2 separate regions of the Homo sapiens genome follow, and region 1 is linked to region 2. A link is an interaction called in ENCODE POLR2A ChIA-PET data of the cell type or tissue named here. Cell type or tissue: CD4-positive, alpha-beta T cell. All regions are shown on one strand.

Region 1 (4,000 bases), 490 kb after region 2:
CTGTTATAGGAGCCAAGGGAAAATTTCCCCTTCACCCTCTGAAAGTTTGCTGAAAATCACTAATCACTGGCAAGCGGCAGATTAATTGGAGAAAAGGCATCAAAATTTATTAACATGTACGTGGAAGCCTCCAGAGTGAAGACCCAAAGATACAGGGGAAATTGTCCATTTTTATGCTTACAAAGTATGGACAGCCATGTAGAAATATGATTGGACAAAAAGAGTATGATCTCATGTTAATAGACTGAGTGAGGAAACCCAGCAGGGCCTGTTTGTCTGGATTCTTCTTGGGCTCTCTGAGGATCATTCCTTCCTTCTGGGCGTGGGGCAGGACCCTCTTTGCGATGGGGGGTCTTATGGCCTACTGTCAAACAAGAGAAGTCAGATCATTTCTTTATGGCCAGTTTTTACACAGAAAGGCCGAGGGAAAGTTCCAGTAATATTTTGAGGTTTTAAAGGGGTTTTGGTTTCTATGACCAGCTTTGGGGAAGATTCAAATTTGTAAGGCTCCCTTCCTTGGGAGAATGGGACCGAGGGGCAGGAGGGCAGGAGAGGTCAGAGAAAAACTTTTGCTTCTGAGACCTTCATTTTGGGGTATTGTTTTCTGATTCCCAATGCTATCAATCATGCTTAAGCAACTCTCCAAAGGCCAGTTTTCTGATTCTCTGCTGAAGAGAATAATACTGAATAAAACTTGATTATAAACAGTCACAGTGAACCCTTGAGTGAATGTGAGAAACAATAAATTGTCTTCCATTGCATCAAATCCATTCACCAGCACTTGGCTCACTATGCTAATCACTCCAACTCCAGAATTAAATGTCTTATTATTTATCATTTTATTTGAATTTGTTTCATGGAGTATATTGATTTTTTTTTTTTTTTTTTTTTTTTGAGACAGAGTCTCGCTCTGTCGCCCAGGCTGGAGTGCAGAGGTGTGATCTTGGCTTACTGCAGCCTCTGCCTCCCAGGATCAAGTGATTCTCCTGCCTCAGCCTCCTGAGTAGCTGGGACTACAGGCGCCTGCCACCACACCTGGATAGTTTTTGTATTTTTAGTAGAGACGAGATTTCACCATGTTGGCCAGGCTGCTCTCTAATTCCTGACCCCCAGGGATCTGCCCGCCTTGGCCTCCCAAAATACTGGTATTACAGGCGTGAGCCACTGCTCCCAACCATATATTCCTTATTTGAATGTTAGCTGGAAAATGGAATTTAAACACCTTAAAACATGGTTATTGATTATTTAGAGACAAGTCTCCAGCTCAAATGTTAAACTGCATGAGAGAAAAATGAAGTGCTATGCTTTCAGATGCTTAACCATGTAAATATTTTGAAGTTTATTTTCTTTTTAAATAATTTAACAGCTTCTTAAATCTACAATTATTTTTAGGCTCTGAATTGCTTTCTATCAGCTCGAAAATAATTGTGCTTTTCTCATCTTTTGTAACTGGAATTTCACCAGGCTGGTCATCTGAGTTTATATTTTTTATACTATATATACTTGAATACATTTTTGTTAGAGTTTTATAGTTTAATGCAAGAAAAAATGGGAAATTGCTTAAGCATGATTTTCTATTCAAAGTAGAATTTGGAGGGAATGATTCCCAAAATTCTTACATGTTTTGGAAAGGACGGATTTAGTGTACATTGGTAGGGTGTTACTTAAAATGAAACTGGGAAAATTGAAATATACAGAGTAAGGATTTGATACTTACATTTTGTTTTGTCATTGAAAAATGAATATGATTGCTATTAATTTCTTTGTAGATTTGCACAAAGGGCAAAGTTCACATATTTAAGTATCTGAGCATACAAGCATGCCAGATTAAGACAGCTGACTCCCTTTATCTCCACACCATGGAGAGGCCACATTTACACCAGCACGTGGAAGATGGGTGAGTCATGCCCTCATTCAAAGCCCCAGTTTAAAATTTGCCTAGGCCAAGGCCCTCCAGGTAGCTGACTTCAAAATCTGTTTGTTTTAAGTCACCATGGTATCTGCAGAAAACAAAGCAAAACAGAACAATTTGGTTTAATCACCTAATTTGTATTTAAAACAAGAAGTTGAGAAACTATTGGGATATGAAAGAAAAAACTGCTGCTATTGAGAATATTTTGGTATATCTCAAATATCATCTGTCTCCTAATCAATAATCAGTTCTTCCTGAGTAAATATGTGCATACTTATAAATAAGATCTAGAATACAAATGTGAATATTTTTTACTTATCAAAATAACTATATTGAGCCCAGACATGCCTTTTTAGCAATTATTAATGTTGAATATGCCTCCAGAACAATGTTAAGAAAAAAATGAAGGCTTTATTTTTGGTCTTTTAAAAATGCAGTATGTGTAGTTTTGTCGCCACTTCCTGTTTCAAATGGAAAAGTTAGAACCCTTTCACACATCCTAGAGCTTCTTGTGGCATAAATCAAGCCTTGAGCTTCCAAAAAACAACATTCTCACACTGAACACAGTTATAGAAATGCAGGTTCTTTTTAAGAAGTCTTCACTGCAGAAATCTTTTCCTTCACTTTTTGCTACATAAGTAAATTTAAAATTTTGGACTACTCTAATGTTACTTTTATATAATGCTTAAAATATGTACACTGTTTTATGTACTTAATCCCTGGATAAAAATTTACAGAATTATTGAAAGTAACCACATTTCATAACATAAGGGGTAAAAGCAGTTATGTGGTTTATTAATTTTTTATATGCTAGATGCAGTAAAATAAGAACATTGGTAACTATTTTTAAGAAACACCTTGACATCTAAGAGCAAGCCACTTGATTAGAGCATAAATCCATGAAACCCCGAACACAAAGAATTTTATCTTATCCTGTGTTTAGACTGTGCTACTGTCTGATTTTCATTAGGTCCATGTCTTAATATTCTTTAATACTAGACTGATTTGTTGCCTTATGGTAATAATAAAAATTTGCGTAGCAAAATTATTATTAGAATATAAATTGATGTTTCTTGGTGTGAACTTTGTGATTTTAATCTTTTTTAAATGAATTCAATATTGATGGCATCTATCTCAGCAAGAAGGATTCTGATTCGGGAGTTGGAAGTGATAATGGAGATAAGCGATTATCTGCCACCGAGGTAAAGTTAGTGATCAGATTCTTTTCCTTCTGTACTTCTAGACATATCTACCAGTGTTCATTGAACTCCTTTCTGTTAAAGGGCATCGATTCATTTGTATATTCATGTGATATTCGTAAAAGTGATTTGTATATTCATGTGATTTGAAATCCTCGAAGTGTTATATAAATATTAGCTGTTGTTACTTATTCTGCATCTTTAATATCTTTAATATTTTGTAAATGCCTCAAGAGTGGAGTCTGTATCTTCTCCTCTCCTACACATTATCTAAAATATTATTGAGTGCTCAATAAATATTACAAAATGGCTAAGTAGTACGCAAGTGCCCGTGAAGCACTTTTATACATACGCTTATTTTTCAGTAATAGAGTAATTTAGAAAAACATTGTTATACATATGCGTAAATGTTAAGGAATCAACTGTACATTTTATTTTAATAGTTGATCCACAGGAAATGCATTTATGAGTAGCTATAGTTTTTATAACAATGTTTGTTTTCCTCAGACTCTTAGATTGTGTTCTGTTCTGTTCTGTTCAGTTAATTGGATACAAGTTTGGTTACTTGCAAGCTAACAGGCCTCACACATTAGAACTTCCTATAGTGGTTATAAATCATGCTTTGATAACTGATTTATTATCTCACATGTAGTCTATTAGAGTCCCCAAAATCTAACACTAATGTATCATTAAATGGAGCTTCTTGGCCTCAGGGATCTAGAAAGGAGTGGTAGGAAAAGTATCAGGTGCTCTTCTTTTTTTGAGGGAAGTTACTTTCTGTAGTTACTAAGTTAACATTATAATACTGTGAAATTGCAGTTAATAGGCCAGTCACCCCATCAAAGAAACTCACATTTTTTTCTATGTATGACTCCAGGAAAAAAACCTT
Region 2 (4,000 bases):
TTTCAGAATTATAAAAAAGGTGGAAAAATAGTTAAAAGAATTCCCATATACCCTTCACCCAACTTTCCCAAATATTAGCATCTTAACATTAATACAGTACCATAGTATAATTATCAATATTGGGAAATTATCATTGATCCACCATTATTAACTAAACTACAGACCTTTTTCAACTTTGATAGATTATCCTATTAGTAAGTATCCTTTTTCTGGACTAGGATCCAATCCAGATCTCACATTCCATTTAGTTGTGATATCTCCTTAGCCTCCATTAATCTGGGACAGTTCTTCAATCTGTCTTTCATCATCGTGACACTTTCGAAAAAGTCCATCATAGACTGTCCCTCAGTGTGGGCTTGTCTGTTTCCTCACAATTTAATTCAGGTATGTATTTTTGGCAAGAGTAACACATTAGTGATGTTGTTCTCTCTCAGCACATCATATTGTGGGGTACATGATGTCTGCAGGGGCCCCCCCACTGTAAAGTTACTATTTTTCCCTTTGTAATTAAAAAGTAGTTGACTGGCCGGGCACGGTGGCTCACGCCTGTAATCCCAGCACTTTGGGAGGCCAAGGTGAGTGGATCGCCTGAGGTCAGGAGTTCGAGACCAGCCTAATATGGTGAAACCCTGTCTCTACTAAAAATACAAAAATTAGCTGGGCGTCGTGGCGGGCACCTGTAATCCCAGCTACTCAGGAGGCTGAGGCAGGAGAATCGCTTGAACCCGGGAGGCGGAGCTTGCAGTGAGCCGAGATCGTGCCACTGTACTCCAGGCTGGGTGACAGAGCGAGACTCCATCTCAAAAAAAAAAAAAAAAAAAAAAGTAGGTGATTATGAATTTAAAATAAGGGCATTCCAAGTGGGCTTTCTCCCACCCTGTTCAGTTCCACTGGTGTAGGTATTGAGTAAGTGGAGAGTTGATTTAATATTGTGGTTTATCAAGTGAGCACCTTAAAGCGTAACCTAAAACAGTTGCAGATGTCATTCAAGAGGAGGGTTAACTGCCTCAATAGATTTTTGATGTAGACCAAAACAATCAATTATATTAATAGAAAGAATGTCTGATAGATTTTATATGATCTCAAAGGCGGAAAACAGACCTGATTTTAAAGTTTCACAGGACTAACTTTTATACCCATCTTTAGTGGAAATGCTTCTGGGGACCTCTAAGAAATACTCCTTAATCTGTTTTAGTCACTAAGGATTTATACACAAATGTATTGGAAAATAGCCTTCTGAAATTTAACATGTCCATAAGTAAGGAGGTTCTAGATTTGGAGGTTCTAGATTTTCATTAATGCATCCAATAAATCCTTATTGAACCAATATCTGGACCAAAACCTGAACACCTGGTGTGTGCTACAAGTGATAGAGAAAATTAAAAATATGTCAAGTGTCTAATTAAAACATCCCAGGAACTCTGAAAAGTCAGAAAGCGGAAATATGATTAATTATTCTGAACTTCTGACATAGGAGATGAGCCTAACTAAGCATTTTTCTTACAATAAGATCTAAAACTACTCTGTGGCTTTAGCTGTGTACTCTCAAAGAAATGTAGAGAATAGAGGCCTGAGGTGAGACAGGAAATACACTAGACCACAAGTCAAGAGATCTTGAATCTAAATTTGATTGGGTGGCAACTTGTGTGTCCAAGTCAAGTTGGGATAGCAAAGTGGGTAAGAGCTCATTCTGTGGAGTTACAAAGGCCTGGGTCCCAAATCTAGTCCCTGGGTTTATGGTCTTCTTAATCTATCTAAGCCTCAGTATCCTTATTAGCAGACAGGAAAAGTAAATAGCACTTACATCATAGCCTAGTTGCGAGGCATAAATGAAGAAATGCATGGAGAGTACTTAGTATAATGACTAACACACAGCATACGTTCTAAAAGTGCTAGTACTAATATTTAATCATTTTTATTACTATAATTAATGATTAGTCACCCTTCTGTGCTTAATTTTCCATATCTGTAGAGTGAGGAGAATCAACTAGACTAGAACTTCTCTAGCATGAATACATACATGAAAAAACTATCCCAGACTTCCAGAGTTGTCTTTACCTATTTCTGTTACATAAGCAAACAGCAAACTTGGGGTAAGCTGCTAGTGCAGTTAGATCATAACTATAAATCCAAATAAGCTTAAAATTAAGTTCAAAACACACAGGAAAATCACACTAAGATTTCTAATGAGGTTAGTAGTGACTTTCTGGAATTAAATTCATGCTTTGCCCTGTGAACCTGGTGCTGACCCCCGAGGCCCAGGGTGGTCTGCGTTCACTGCCCTGTTACCTACCGTGCATTTTGCAGCAGTTCAATTCCTCTGCTTTGCTTTCTTTGAACTACTGCTATCTCCGGTGATGTCATTTGGCCTTCACTTTGCACAACTCATTATTCTGTCAGAGCTGGATCTTTCCTCATTCGCCCTTGAAAATTAAGAGAATAACTTGGCCTCAATTCCAGATTCATCTCTTAATGCAGATCCTGTAGCTTTCCTGCTCTAAATCTTCCAGTAGCTCTCCACTGCCTGTCAATATCCTAATATTTAAGATCCTCTCAGACTTACATTCCTAGCCTGACCTACCCAACTTCTTCTCTAGTCAAACTGGAATATCTACTAAGCGCCCCTTTAGAATTTTTTAAGATTTCCTTTGTGGCCCATCTTGGTAAATATTTCAAGTATACTGAAGGGGAATGTGTGTTCTTTATTTATTGGATACAGGGATCTATATATCGATCAGATCAAGTGTATTACTTGGTTTATTGAAATCTCCCATATCCTTAGGAATCTTTTGCTTGCTTGAGCTTTTATTTTCTAAGAGACGTGCTTTTTTTAAAAAAAGGTTCTCATTTTAGAGGTAGATTTATCAATAGCTCCTTGTCATTTTGTCCATTGTTGTTTCTGGTATTTAGAAGTTATGCAGTTAAGTGCAGACAGTCATATGCTGGCACATCACCTTGATGAATCATTTCTTTGTATCCTTAAAAAATAAGCCTATTAGAGTCTACTTTGTCCAGTATTAATATATTGTTTGCCTAGCCTATGGTCAGCTTCCTTGATATGCTGTGGGCTAGAGAATGGATTCTCTAGTCCCTGTTTCAGAGAAAGGGTCTCAATTTTGAGGCTCTCAGATTTATGCAGGCTGTTTTATTTCAGTTCTCTGCTTGCTGCAGACTAGGGAGTTCATCTCCACTTCCCATGTAGGTAGGACAATCCCAGTTCCCCACCCCTAAAAATCAGACCCCCCGTGGACCACCAGGACTTCATCTCCAGCTCACTTCGCTGACATTAAGTTCTTTTTCTTCTCCCAACATCAGGGATTTCCTTTTCTGTTCATCTCAGCTACATATTTTATCTGGCATTCCTATGTATTTTGGGTGGACAAGAGGCCATCCACATCAGCACTACTGGTCACATAGACTGAAAATGCTAGCATTGATTTCTAACTAACTAAACAAACTATACATGCTTGAATGTAAAATGACTTTGTTTACATTATATATATATATATGTATGTATATGTGTGTATGTATATAAAGAGCACAAGAACCATTTTAGAGTGATTTAGCAACAAATCAGTTATATGTCACAAATCAGTAATATGTAACAGTAATGAGTATGGTACTACCTTTATACAATCAACTTTTGAATTATCATTGAGAAAAAATAGTAGTTGACATTTATTGAACATTTTCAGTGATCCAGGAACTGTGTTGAAGCATTTTCAGGATTTTCTCATTTAATTTTCACAACTCTGTTTGGGGTAGGTGCCATTATTGCCTCAATTTTACAGATGTGGAAACTAAGACTTAAAGGGTTAACTTGACCAAAGTCATATAACTGGTAAATGGTGCTGTCATATTCAAACCAGGTCTATCTAACTTTAGGGCTCACATATGTAACCACTTCATATTTCATCTTACACAGCTTCAGTAGGCAAACGGGGCATATTGAGTATCCATAGTATCTCTTTAAAATCATTAGGGATCTCTTAAAAATCAT

Evidence for each region. ChIA-PET counts read pairs that join two places held together with the same protein. Peaks named below come from ENCODE experiments on the same cell type or tissue, not always from the same donor. Only the 100,000 strongest peaks of a DNase experiment are listed, where the experiment ranks them.
Region 1: POLR2A ChIA-PET joins it to region 2 with 5 read pairs; 1 of 35 experiments calls an interaction of 5 or more read pairs at or near these places.

What each region holds. Positions count from the first base shown.
Region 1 is chr13:46,686,083-46,690,082 of GRCh38, forward strand. It overlaps LRCH1 (leucine rich repeats and calponin homology domain containing 1), which reads left to right. Exons shown (of 20, transcript NM_001164211.2): 6 at 1,770-1,897; 7 at 3,051-3,114. Among named protein-coding and RNA genes, the nearest start is that of ESD, 110 kb to the right of the region's middle. In CD4-positive, alpha-beta T cell, no CTCF peak of the experiment used is centred here; a DNase peak (open chromatin) is centred at 1,909.
Region 2 is chr13:46,200,808-46,204,807 of GRCh38, forward strand. LOC107984578 (a long non-coding RNA gene) reads right to left here. Exons shown (of 4, transcript XR_001749863.3): 2 at 2,294-2,423. Among named protein-coding and RNA genes, the nearest start is that of LRRC63, 9.1 kb to the right of the region's middle. In CD4-positive, alpha-beta T cell, no CTCF peak of the experiment used is centred here; a DNase peak (open chromatin) is centred at 1,584; H3K27ac peaks cover 523 bases.